Linked DNA regions of Homo sapiens: region 2 is linked to region 1. A link is a contact called in ENCODE Hi-C data. All regions are on one chromosome and are shown on one strand. The core of a region is the stretch at or near the end of the contact, and the rest is flanking DNA. Distances in the headings are between cores, read along the strand shown. Region 1 holds the start of MBOAT2 (membrane bound glycerophospholipid O-acyltransferase 2). Region 2 holds the start of GRHL1 (grainyhead like transcription factor 1).

Evidence for each region. A loop is a pair of places that touch in the nucleus more often than their neighbours do. Pooled maps may share reads with other maps.
Region 2: a loop to region 1 is called in a map of CD4-positive, alpha-beta T cell, with 5 times the contacts of the local background. The contact joins the promoter of GRHL1 here to the promoter of MBOAT2 in region 1. A Hi-C loop is called at or near these places in 2 of 168 maps with a recorded cell type or tissue (CD4-positive, alpha-beta T cell and CD8-positive, alpha-beta T cell) and 5 of 50 pooled maps.

Annotation. Positions count from the first base shown.
Region 1 is chr2:9,002,219-9,009,110 of GRCh38, forward strand. MBOAT2 (membrane bound glycerophospholipid O-acyltransferase 2) reads right to left here and starts at 1,466. Exons shown (of 13, transcript NM_138799.4): 1 at 1,322-1,466. The coding sequence starts at 1,396. It overlaps LOC124907728 (a long non-coding RNA gene), which reads left to right and starts at 1,858. Exons shown (of 2, transcript XR_007086199.1): 1 at 1,858-1,910; 2 at 3,251-6,645. RefSeq lists an enhancer at 123-777 and silencers at 542-836, 1,380-1,839.
Region 2 is chr2:9,946,365-9,952,942 of GRCh38, forward strand. GRHL1 (grainyhead like transcription factor 1) reads left to right here and starts at 5,329. Exons shown (of 16, transcript NM_198182.3): 1 at 5,329-5,489. The coding sequence starts at 5,470. LOC105373422 (a long non-coding RNA gene) reads right to left here and starts at 4,489. Exons shown (of 3, transcript XR_922784.4): 1 at 4,341-4,489. RefSeq lists silencers at 4,560-4,639, 4,790-4,839, 4,940-4,989, 5,080-5,619.

The DNA.
Region 1 (6,892 bases), core at 216-2,715:
TCAAGACAGGTGGGGGATAGGTACTTTACTATTAACCAGAAGTTATGACCGCGATGTGGAATTTCAACAGAAGCCACAATTGTTTAACACTCCTTCGACATACTTAAGGCGATTTTATTTAAAACAGTAAAGCACAAAGCAGCTAGTATCCTAATGTCAGGTTTCCAGCTTGCTGCTATGGAAAGCCGTCTGGACAAGAAGGAATCCCGTATTGAAGTGAAATCCCTGAAGACTAAATGACAGCAGCACCTTCAAGTTCAAGACAGTGAACCAGTATCCCGTGTGAAGTCCAAACACTTCCAGGTTAAGTACACTTGAAATAACTGTAAGCAAAATTTCCAAAGTTAACTACCTTTAGCCTGGGGCTAGAGCAATCACCTAACTATACACCCCCGCCCCCCAGCCCCCGCCTCATTAACAACTTCCCTAAATCTCACTGTCACAACAAAATACTTCCAAACTTTCTTTTCTCAGTAAAAATGGCGCTGCTTTTCCCATCACAATGCTGTTTATTTCTCAGTAATCGTTAGGCCCTTTAAACCATCAAACTCGATTGGCCTCATTTAAATACCACCCTTCCCTAGACACTGTCAAGAGCTTTTCTGAGGGCTGGGCAAGGAGGTAAAGTGGCTGCATCAATCTACAAGGTTGCCACTTTGTCAGCAAGAATCCTGGGATTAACTCCGACTTTTCTTCATAACCTGTCTGCCTTCCCACAAACTGTTGCCTCTGTCTCTCTTAAGCCACAATCCAACGCAAACTGTCCCCAAAGTGCAGTAGCGCTTAAGCCTCTCCGGGCCCCTAGCACCCATCGACGCCGTCTCTAAGGCACCCAGCACACCCAGACCCATGCATCAGCCTCTCCGGGGGTCGCTCAGAGGCGCGCGCGGGGCAGGCAGCACCACGCCAGGCTCCCCAAAGCGCAGCCTTCCGCACCCTTTCCACAACCCGGTCCATGCGCACCGGGGGCTGCTCCGGGACCCGACCACCGGATCCGAGCGCCGCTGCCGCGAAGGGCAGGGACCGCATGCACACCCGCACGCCCATACGACCACCCTCCCCGGGGGCTGTCGCCGGCAACAACGCCCGGCCCACCTCCCGCTCGGCCCGGGGATGGCGGGCTGGGGGCGCACCCAGGAGGGAGGGGGCTCTGGGACAATAACCGGCTTGTTGCCCCCTCCCTTCCAGGGAGCGGCGGGTAGGGGGGCACCGGGCGCCCGGCCCCAGCCCCCACCCTCCTCCCGGGCCCCCGGTCGGGTGGCACCGCGGCGGGGAGGGGCGGCGAGGGCGCGACGCCCGGCGCCAGGGCGCCTCGGGGTACCTGGTCGATGGGCAGCTGCACGGCGTTGCTGAGGGGCTGCAGCAGGGTGGAGCCCGTGGTGCTGGTGGTGGCCATGGCCGGGCCTCGGCGCTCCGGCCGCCCGCGCCGCTCGCCCGCTCGCGCTGTGCCGGGCGACGACGAGGATGGGGATGCAGCGGCGCGCCCGCCCCTGGGCCGCCCGCGGTCGGAGCTCTGCGCGGGGAAGGCCGGGGAGGGGCCGGGGGCGGTGCCCGGCTCGCACCTCCCCCTCCGCCGCCACCTCCTCCCGCGCCCGCCGCCCCCGACCGCCCTGCACAGGCGCGGCCCGTCCTGCCGTCGCCCCCGTCGTCCCCGCCCCGGCGCCCCAGCCGCATCCCCCGCCCCCGACTTCCAGCAGCTTCCAGCGGCCCCCTCCCCACCTCGCGCGCTCTCGCTCCAGACAGCTGCGCGACCCAATCGCGGCGCGACGCCCTGACGCCCGCAGCCAATCAGAGAGCGCCGGCCGCGCCACGCCCCTCCCCCGTGCCGAGGACCCGGGCGAGGGCGCCGAGGCGCGGCCCGGGCCGTCGCCGGAGAACGGCTGGCCAGCGTCGTGGGGCGCGCTCCTCGGGTGAGAGCATGGAAGAGCGTCTTTGCCCCTCACTCCTCGGTTTCTCCTCCCTGGAATGTCGCGGCCCCCCACCCCTCTCTGGGAGAGACGGCAGACAACAAAGGGGCCCGGGGTGGCGGCCGGAGGGACGATGTGAGGGACGCCGCCGAGCCAGCGCCAGGGGAAGTTGGGGACGAAGGTGGGGGCTGGGAGGACGACAAACCAAAACAGCGACCTGGCTGAGAAGCCCCTTTGTCTGGGAGAGTGCCGGGTGAAAGCCCAAAGCTGAGAGCAGCCCCGGGGTCTGACGCTTTCGTCACCCTGCAGCCGCACCCGGGCCTTTGGGTGGTGAGAGCTGGGCCTGGGTTCGACGCCCGCGGGCGCAGGGAGACCGGCTCCCCTTTGCTGTGTGAAAGTTTAGTTCTTTGTAGCCAGCCGCCCTCGTTGAAGGCCCCACCTTCTTCCTGAGAAAGTTTCTAAGCATCCCTTCACCCCTTGAGCGCAGGCACCCCCAGACTGTTGAAGTCCGCCAGGTTTACATACCCTGGCGGGTCACGTGTATATATAATCCCCCCAACTTCGTAAAAGTAAGCCATTTGAGTTCCTTTAAAATGCAAACGTCAACTTCTGTTCAGAAGACTTTAAAAGAGGAGAAATGCCACAGCAGTTATGAGGACAAATCAAGACTCAAGGATTTGGCAGTTTAACTTTGGTAGAAATAACTAATGTTTACTGAGAGTTTAACCACAGCTTTAATACTTTTGGTATTTAATCCTCACAATAACCGTGTGAAATAGACACTTTTACACACCCTCCTTCAAGGAAGTTGAGTCACAGAAGAGGTAACTTGCCCAGGGGCACACAGCTGGTAAGTAGATTGGAATCCAAGTAAATCTACATTTAGAGCCGACCTTATCACTAGGCCTTCATCTCTCTCACACTTAACACCCATTCCAGAAACTCCCGTCAGCTATCAGTTATACCATTGGGTTGATGACTAGCTTAGAGTCTTGAATAAGAAGGCAGCACAGATAAAAATACACCTGCCTTAGTAATCAGTCTGTGGGCTTACGTTTGTCTCTCTGAAAAGGAGGCAGTGGAACTCATCAGTGCAATCCCGTCTTGCCTAGAATCCTTTCACTGGTCGACTCAATCCTAGTTTGGTGGATTCTCAGCTGAAATGGAATAGAGGATAAAAGGAAGAGTAAAAAGAACAGGACCTTCATTCCCCCAGGGGAGTGTTCCAGTGGGATTTGTAATCAATTAGAGAGCTGCTTATTACAGTATATTAATCCAAAAACCCAGACCTATTAATATTATATTAGAAAGAAACCATTTTTTTTTCCTTTTCTTCACTTTAGAAAAGTAGAGGAAGCGCACAGGTGGCTGAGCATACAAACTGAAGAAAAAATTGAAATGCCATTTTAAAAACTTGAAAGGTGGGTGTTGGGAACATATTGCAACCTAAAGTAAGCAGCATGGAGATACAATCTCAGAGCTAGAACAAATAATGTCTGCAGAAAGGAGTTTCCTTAAGCTAAATTTTTATTTTAGTCAGACATGACAGAACATAATCTGTATTTGGGGTAACTACATGAAATTATTTAATATCTAGAATGGTTGAGCGCTGTGGCTCATGCCTGTAATCCCAGCAGTGAGCTGTGATCGCACCACTGCACCCCAGCCTGGATGACAGAGTGAGACCCTGTCTCAAAAAAATAAATAGGCCAGGCATGGTGGCTCACGCCTGTAATCCCAGCACTTCTGGGAGGCCAAGTTTGGTGGATCATTTGAGATCAGGAGTTCCAGACCAGCCAACATGGTGAAACCCCGTCTCTACTAAAAATACAAAAAAAATTAGCCGGGCATGGTGGCAGGCACCTGTAGTCCCAGCTACTCAGGAGGCTGAGGCTGGAGAATTGCTTGAACCCAGAAGGAGGAGGTTGCAGTGAGCCGTGATCACACCACTGCACTCCAGCCTGGGTGACAGAGTGAGACTTTGTCTCAAAAAATATAAAGAAATAAATTATATATATATATAGAGAGAGAGAGAGAGAGAGAGAGAATAGGGAAGATTTTAGCCATCTGGGAAAATTTTGCTGTGTCAGAGTTACAAAACTATAGGTAAAATATAGTATAGTAGTAATAATAGCTTAGATTTTGGAATCAAACACACCTAGTCTCTTCCATTTATTAGCAGCAAGATATTGGGCAAGTTATTTAACCTTTCTAAGTCTCCATTTCCTCATGTAAAAATGAGCGTAATAATGGCACCAACTCCATAGTTTATGAGGTTATAAAGGTGTACTTATATGAAGAGCTCAGAACAGTGCTTGGTGCATGATAAAACTTAAGAAAGATTATATTAGAGTTCTCCAGAGAAACACAACCAATAGGAGATAGATATGGTTTTGCTTCTCTGGAGAACTCTAGATAGAATAGATAGATAGATAGATAGATAGATAGATAGATAGATAGATAATAAATAGATATGGAAATAGATAGACAGAAGTTTATTATGAGAGATTGGGTTGAGATTATGAAGGCTGAGAAGTCCCACGATCATCTGCCATCTGTAAGCTAAAGGCCGAGGAAAGCCAGTAGTGTAGGTCCAGTCCAAGCCCAAAGGCCTGAGAAACACAGGAGCCAACAGTGTAGTTCAGTTTATGTCCAAAAGCCTGAGAACCAGGAGCAATGATATCCGAGGGCAGGAGATGATGGATGTCCCTGTTCAGAGTGAATTCACCCTTCCTCCACCTTTTTGTTCTATTTGGGCCCTCAGCAGATGTGATGACGCCGGGGTACGTGGGTGAGAAAATCTTTACTCAATGTACCAATTCGAATGCTGATCTCTGCAGGAAACATGCTCAAATACACATTGAGAAATAATGTTTCAATAGCTCTATCTGGGCACCTTTTAGCCCAGTCAAGCTGACACATAATATTAATCCAAGAAATTTAGTATAATTCTGAAAATGGAAACCATTTGTTTCGTATTAAATATACTACCTCTTCATGTTTTTAATGAAGAATTGAAGCTGGCATTTTAAGCTGATAACTCATTGATGGTAGCATAAACTGTGTGCAGGCCATACAATTAGCCTGACCAGTATCTGCTAATTATACCAGAAGCTCTTCAGTGGAGACAAAAGAGAAAAGAATTAAACTAATTGTATATAATGCCTCACTGCCCTACCTTGGGTAACATCCATCCTATAAAGAGCAATTCTTGTGTTAAAACATTTATTGACCACTTACTATGTTCAAGGAGCTATGTGGGGTGACGTAAAGGATAAATGATGCCTGTAATCAAAAGAAGAAAACAGTCGTATTCACAAATTCACATGTTACAAGAAAAGTATCAAGGAAGTTTCTTTTTTTAATGTTAAAATCAAAGGAATATGTCTGTAAGAAAGAAGCTTAGCTTGAAGTTAAAAGACCTGAATTTTAACCCTAACTTTTCCACCAGATAGCTATGAACTTTAGAAATTGGCTTAGCTTCTCTGTGCCTTAAGTTTCCCATTGTTAAATATGAATAATGGTAACTGTTCATCCTACCTCATAGGAGTGTTGTGACTATGAGCATGAACTTAATCATAGACTCAATTATTTTTAAAGTTACTAGTACTGTTAGTCTGAGAAATAATAACTAGTAGTAAAGGGATTTCAATATAGCAGCCACATTGTTAACAAGAGTTACTTAGACAAAGGCACAGGAGCACCAGGCAGCATCCACGTGTGGTAAGATGGCAGTGCGGCAGTGCTCTTGTCCTGGGTTCATTGCCCTCGCCTCCTAAAATCGCTGTGATCATTAAAGATTGCTAAAATGAGATGTTTCCTTCCCAACTTATTTTTAACATTGAAGAAACCACTGGGAAGAAATGAATAATCTGCCAAGCTGCTTTTGTTTTGTAAAAATAGTATGTGCCATGAAATTCCATCTCTCAGGCAATTATTTTGCCTATTCTATGTTCCTATACCCTGGAATAATTTTGATGGATGAAGAACATTGAACCATACACATAATAACAACCCAAGTTAACTAGAGGGGCATCTTTAAGCACTTGCAAGCTAACCTTAGCCTGAGACTAGAAAATGGAACGAGAATGTCACCCTTTAAGACCTAACATAGTTCAATTAGGAAATCACAAAGTAGGCTGAACAAGAGGTAGCAAACACAGTAGGAGAAGTCCTGGCTCCACTGTATTCTGGCTCCACCACGGACGTGGACTGTACCAGCAAACAAATCACTCATCTTCAATTTCATTGGGAACATGTTAAGAGATTTGTTAAATAAATGATTTCAATTGTCACCTCTTCCTCTAAAATTAAATGATTCCCAAGAATTTTTGGGACTTTCTCTGTCTCTGTGAGACCACAGTCTAGGTTTAAATTAGGCTAAAAGATGCAAATGAAACTATTACTCATCAGTTTGGGAATAGCACTGCTTTCTAATTATTCCACAGGTTCCAGGACTACCTCAAATGTATTACGTCTCTAATCAGTCTTTCTCCTTAAAAATGCCTATTATTTCTTGGTGGACTGCAAAGATTTCTGTTTTATATCTGCGCATCTTGGGAAACATTTTATTTTCCTCATAGATTTATTTGGCATTTTTATCTTTATATGATTGAGTCAAATCTCAATACAAAGAACACCCCTTTCATGCTTATTTATTACAACATGAGCATGCAGCCTCCAACCCCTGATTCCTAGGTACAGAAAAATAAAGTTCAAGCTTTTTCATGCTTTTGCATATCTGCATAATAGTTTTTGTGTCCAAATTATGAAACACCTTAAATATAAATTGCTGTAGCCTCCCCAGGGTTCATCATAATCACCGTCACCACTAGCAGCATTTATTGCATCTGCTGGGGTCACTGCACTGGGGAAGAAGGCCTCATTTTCTCAGTTCGCCTAATATTCCAGGTTCTTTCTGTTTATCTATAATTGTAAGAAGAGTTGCCCTTCTGATACATGTTGACATATCACTGTTCTGCTAA
Region 2 (6,578 bases), core at 4,079-6,578, 950 kb after region 1:
CTAAATCTACTAGCCACCTCCCAACCCCACTCAATGCACCCATGAGCCTGTTAGTACCGTACCATATGGTCTCCAATGGGAGCGGGGGTCCCAAATTAGTTCTCTACTCTGAAACTCATGGCTTGGGAAGGTACCTTCAAAGATCCTCTTTCTTTGAAAAAACACTACCTTTGAGTTTAAAAAGATTATTGCCAAACAAATAAAAAGATGAAAAACCTCACTCATAACTTAAAAAAAAAAGCAATTCAAAACAACGAGATCCCATTTTTCATCGAATAGACTAGCCAAGCAAACTTCAATGTTGCCCACGGTTGTCTAGGGTGCGGCACGGTAGGCAGTCTGATATTCTGTGGTAGGAATCTAAATAAGAGCAGCCTTTTGGAAAACAATCCGGCAAGAGCCAGGAAAATGGCAGCTGCAGGCCAGGTGCGGTGGCAGTGGCTCATGCCTGTAATCCCAGCACTCTGGGAGGCCGAGATGGGTGGATCACCTGAGGTCAGGAGTGTGAGACCAGCCTGGCTAACATGGCAAAACACCATCTCTACTAATAATACAAAAATTAGCCGGGTGTGGTGGCAGGTACTGGTAATCCCAGCTACTCTGGAGGCTGAGGCTTGAGAATCACTTGAACCCGGGACGTGGAGGTTGCAGTGAGCAGAGATTGCATCACTGCATTCCAGCCTGGGCAACAAGAGCCAAACTCCATCTCAAAAAACAAACAAACAAAAAACCAAATGGCAGCTGTGCATTCCCTTTTCTCAGTAACTCCGATTCTAGGAATTTATCCTATGGCAATACCTGATCAAGTGTGCAAAAATGTAGTTAGAGGAATGTGTTATTGTGAATGTTTGTAATTAAGAAAAGCTAGGGGAAAAAACCCTAATTGCTCACCAATACATTCAAGTTATCATATAGCCATTCAAGGAAACACCATACAGCCATTTTTTAAAGTGAACTAGATTTCTATGTGCTGATGTGGAAAATGTTTAAACCATAGAAAGGAAAAACAAGCAAGCTGTGGAAGATTGTGCAGTCCGAATCCCATTTGTCTAAGAAAATAAACCATGTGAGTGCTTGTACAGACAGAAGATATCTGGAAAGATCAACACAAATTGTTCACAGTGGTTGTCTCAAGGATTAGGGGCTGGGAATGGAGGAGGCCAGGGACTGCATTCTGTATCCTTCTGCAGAGCTTCAATTTCTTCCTTTCTCCTTTCTTTGTCCCGTTCCTAATCCCTTTCTATCTTTTTTTATTTTTGAGATGGAGTCTTGTTGTCACCCAGGCTGGAGTGCAGTGGCGCGATCTTGGCTCACTGCAACCTCCGCCTTCTGGGTTCAAGCGATTCTCCTGCCTCAGCCTCCCGAGTAGCTGGGAATACAGATACCCACCACCATGCCCGGCTAATTTTTGTATTTTTGTTAGAGATGGGGTTTCACCATGTTGGCCAGGCTGGTCTCAAACCCCTGACCTCAGGTGATCTGCCCACATCGGCCTCCCAAAGCTCTGGGATTACAGGCGTGAGCCAGCACGCCCAGCATTTTTTCTTCCATAAAAACTATGTGCATATATTACTTTAATAATTTAAACAAATAGTAAAGAACTTAAAAATGAAGAGGGTAGGCCAGGCATGGTGGTTCACATCTGTAATCCCAGCACTTTGGGAGGCTGGGAGGATGGGAGGATCGTTGGAGCACAGGAGTTCAAGACCAGCCTGGGCAATATGGTGAGACCCTGTCTCTACAAAACATACACACACACACACATACACACTAGCCAGGTGTGGTGGTGTGCACGTGTAGCCCCAGCTACTCAGGAGGCTGAGGTGGGAGAATCACTTGAGCCTGGGAAGTCAAGGCTGCGGTGAGCTGTGATGGTGCCACTGCACTCCAGCCTGAGTAACACAGTGAGACCCTGTCTCAGATAAAATAAAATGAAATAAACAGGGTTCATGGCAACAGGTCATAGATAGAGATTTTCATTTCTGTTTTAGAGAGCTATTAGAGACAAACTAAACAATCCCATATTCAAATTGACAAAATAGACCCAATGTTTTTAATTACTACAGCTATGGTCTAATAACCTCAGGCTCTTCCTGTTCTTGTTTTTGGCTTTATGATTGGATATTTCTTCATTCATCCCCTATTTATTTTGTGCCTACCATGTATTAGGCTCAAGGACTTTCATCTTCTGCAACGGTGGGGGGGGTCATTTAAAAGAGCCCTAGCTATGCTACAGAAGGGAGGAGACTGGGCGCAGAACGCATGCCTGCAGAGGACTGCATCCATTCAGTAGACATTTGCTGGATATTTTCTATGTATATACCAGGCACCAGGAACATAAAAATGAAGGTGGTACAACCGCTGCCCTCTCTGGAAAAGCTCACACTTGGTGGAGACAGACACAAACAGGAAAGCCCATAAGACAAACATGGTGATGGGCAATGCAGAAGGCGCTGTGGATCCCACAGGACACCTTGTCCAGCCTAGAGGGTTGGGAAGGCCACCTGGAGGAAATGAGCCAGGCTGGAAGTTGAGTGGAGTGGGCCAAGCATGGAGGGAAGGAGCAGGGAATGCGGGGACGGTGCTTGGGAGTGAGCAGTAAGGGAAGTGCTGGGCCGCCAAGGGGAGGCTGAGCTCAGGAGTGTGGACTTTATGGTGAGTATAACTGAGTGACAAGAAATCTGTGTTTTATAAAGGCCACTCCAGTGGCAGTGTGGAGCCGGGTCAGAGGAAATAGAAGAAAGGCAGGTAGAGGGACACTGTTCCCAAGTCAGTCACTTTGGCACCACCCTGATGACTTGTACCCTATTTGGGACCATCTGTGCTGTTATTGACTAGCATTTTTCTTAAATTAGCGTGCTTAGAAAACATAATTGATTTGGCAGGGCGCGGTGACTCATGCCTGTAATCCCAGCACTTTGAGAGGCCGAGGCGGGCAGATTGCCTGAGGTCAGGAGTTTGAGACCTGCCTGGTCAACTTAGTGAAACCCCATCTCTACTAAAAATAGAAAAATTAGCCGAGCGTGGTGGTGGGCGCCTGTGATCCTAGCTACTTGGGAGGCTGAGGCAGGAGAGTCGCTTGAACCCAGGAGGCAGAGGTTGCAGTAAGCTGAGATCACGGCACTGCACTCCAGCCTGGGCAACAGAGGGAGATTCCGCCTCAAAAAAAAAAAAAAAAAAAAAAAGGAAAAGAAAAAAATAATAAATGATTTAAACAGGAAACTAGTGGTAAGAACAAACAACAGGCTGCATGGATCCAGTGCTGGGCCCGGGGTCAGAGGACAGAAACTGCGAAGGGCGGTCTCAAGTGAGGCTGCCGATTCCGGTCCCTGAAGGCCTTGGACCAGGGCACAGAGGAGGGACTGCTGGCTGCAGGAGGGCCCTGTGACCTCATGCTGCTCCTCACTTCACCTCCTTCCCTTGGCTTCCACGCTTCCATTGCTTCCGACCTCGGTGTCCCCGTCTTCTGTCTCCTCCACTGGCTCTTCCTCCCAGCCTTTCTGTGTCGGAGGCTCCTGGATCCAGCATGGGTCCCATCCTCTTTCCTTCCTGCCTTCTCATGGCTTTAAATGGCCTCTAGACGTGGGCGGCGCCCAGATGTGAGCTTCAGCCCAGACTTCTCCCTTGCACTCCAGCCTCGTACCCAGGAGCCCACCTGATTCATGGATTTTTATCTCCCATACATCTTGAGCTTAGCACGTCCAAAACAGACTCTCGTTCTCCCCCAAATCTTCTATGCCCCAGGTCTTCTGTATCCCAGGGGATGGCAAATCATTCCTCCAGTTGCCCAGCTGGAAACGCTGTAGTCATCCTTGATTCTCTCTTTCTCTCACACCCCATATCCAATTTTCAGACAATCCTGCTGGTCCCACCTTCAAAGCATATCCAGAATTCGGCCACTTCCCACCACCTCACTCTATTGCCCTCGGCCTGCATCATGGCAATGGCCTCCTACCTGGTCCCCACCACGCAGCAGCAGAGAACTATTTTAAAATGTGAGACCCTGTCACTACCCTGCTCCAAGCCCCTCCAAGGCGTCCCCACCTAGCCCAGAGGGAAAGCCACAGTCCTTACGGAAGCCGGCAAGGCCCTGCTCAATCCGCTCCCCTGCGCCCACTATCTCTGACCGCAGCTCCCGCCTCCCTGTGCCCCACCAGCCACCCGGGTCTCCTCAAGGGTCACAAAACACACCAGGGTCCCTGCCTCAGGTACAGTCCCACCTTCGTGGCCCCTCATCTCCTTCAAGCCTGAAAGCCTCGCTCCTCCCCGCCTCCCCAGGGCCTGCCTGCTTTACCTTCCAACCAGCCACACCATTTACTTGTTTTTGTATTGCCCGTTACCCCAACTAGGAAGGCGAGGAGTTGTGTCTGTTCTGTTGACTGCCCTGTCCCCGGCGTCTGGGGCCGCGCCTGTCCGAGGGTCAGGTCCGACGCTGGGCATGTGGGGACTCAGTGAGCGGACCCTGGGAAAGACGGCAGCTCGGGAAGGACAAGTGGGGGCCGTCGCGGTGGAGTGGTGCCCGGGGCCGGCCCGGGGCGCGCGACTGCACGGGCAGCGTGGGGCGGCCGCGCGGGGAAGTGGCGCCCGGGAGGCTGCGGGGCACAGACATCGCGGAGCCCCAGGGACTGCCGCCGAGGGGACCGCGGGAGCTGCGAGGGCAAGAAATCCTAAAAGCGCGCGGCCGCGGTGGGCCAGGAGAAGGGACATTCCGGAGACGGCTCTCGGGGGAAGCCACGGGACTCGGGCGTGACAGCCTGCGAGAACCGAGAGGTGAGACGCGCGACCGGGGAGCGCGGCGACCGGCAGAGGCGCCCCCGCCGGGCGAGCGCAGGGGCAGCGCGGGGCGCTGGGGCCGGAACAGCGGGCAATGTGGGCACGGGGCGCGGAGGCCTGAGTGAGCGAAGAAGGAGGCGGCTGTACGGCCGGGGCTCGTCGCGAAGGGGATGGCCGGGGACGGCGGGGACGGCGGGGGCGGCGGGGGCGGTGGCGGGGCGCGAGCGGGGGCGCTCTCGGTGCGCGCGGAGGTTGGCGGGTGCGCGCCGCAGCCGCAGCGCTCCCTCTCCTGTCAGGGCAGGCGCGTACGGCCGCGAGTCGGGCGCGCAGCCCCGGGAGCGCAGTCCCGGGCGCAACCTCGCGGAACGCGCGGCCCCCGCCCCCCGCCCCGCGCCGCTCGTCCCCGTCAGCCCCGCCCCGGCGCTCTTCTCGCCGACCAATCAGGAGGCGCGACCGGCCTCCCAGCCCCGAGGCCTCGCCCCCAGCCGGCGCATCGCCAGCCAATGAGCGGCCGAGCCCGGCGCCCAGTGCGCGCAGCCCGCGCGGAGCCGGCTCAGAGCGAGAAAAGCAAACCCAACCCGTCGGGGCCGCCGCTCCGGACCCGCAGCCGCCGCCGCCGCCTCCTCCCCCCGGATCGGGTGTACTGTCCCAACCCGAAAGTCCAGTTCTGCGGCCCGGCAGCGGCGAGCGGGCGCGATGACACAGGAGTACGACAAGTGAGTGAGGCGCAGGAGTCCGGCCGCCGCGGGGGGGCCGCGCTGAGGGGCCGCACCTGCAGCGAGCGAGCCGGGCGCAGACCCGAGGCCGCGCGGGCGGGCGGGCGCGGGGCGCGAGCCGGGGGCCGCTGTCCACTCCACGCCGCCACGGCCTTTGCCCCTTAGCCCTGCCGTGCTCTTTGTTCGGTCGGAGCCTCGGGAGGAGAGACCCTGTCCTCGGGGAAACTCGACACCGGAGGGGCCACCCTCCTCCCCTCCTCCGCGGCCAGGTTGGGTCCCCTCGGGCGCGCACCTTGGGGTCCGGGCCCCCGGCGCGGTCGGGTGCGGCGCGAGGTCGGGGCGCAGCCAACGCCCCCGGGCCTCCCCGCCCCCCTCTCCTGCCCGGTCGGCCTCGGGAGCCTGGTGGGGCTCGCGCCGCGTCGGGACAGGTGGACTTCTCCAGGTAATCTGTGGTCTCAGGCTCGTCACTCGGCGACCTGCTGGAACCTCCAAAACAGAAATGTAGGGAAAGGTTGAAGTGCCCCGATGTCCGGGCGTTTTCTTTTCCCTGGCTGGCGGCATGAGTGGGAAAACGGCTGTAGGAGTTATTTTGCCACTTGCATCATTGATGGTAATTACAGATTACCGTGTTTTTAGTGCTCGAGAGAATCAAGAGGATGAAACTTTGAAATCCGGGTGTTAAACGAGAAAGTACTGTACAAGCTAATATGCTTTTTAGAGTGTGTGATTTAAAAGCGTATTTCGACAAATGTGAGGTGGTAGTGTAATAAGGCATGGGGGATTAACTGGGCGAGGGAGTTTTCTGTATTTTCTTTGCAGCTTTTCTGAAAATATAAAATTGTCCTAAAAATTTTAAAAACTTACTAAAGAAAAAACAGGGAAATCGCACCAGGCCAGTCAGTATATTTCAGATCAGGAAGTTTAAGGCAGATAGGTACCCCTCCCAGTTTCTTAGTTATTTGTGAAGGATCGGTTTTTGTCAGTGTGTTCTTTTTCTGGATGAGATAGATATTTTGTATGGAGTATCTTAAATGGATTACTCTTATGTTGTAGAATATGCAGTTAAATTATTGCCTGAAACATATTTCA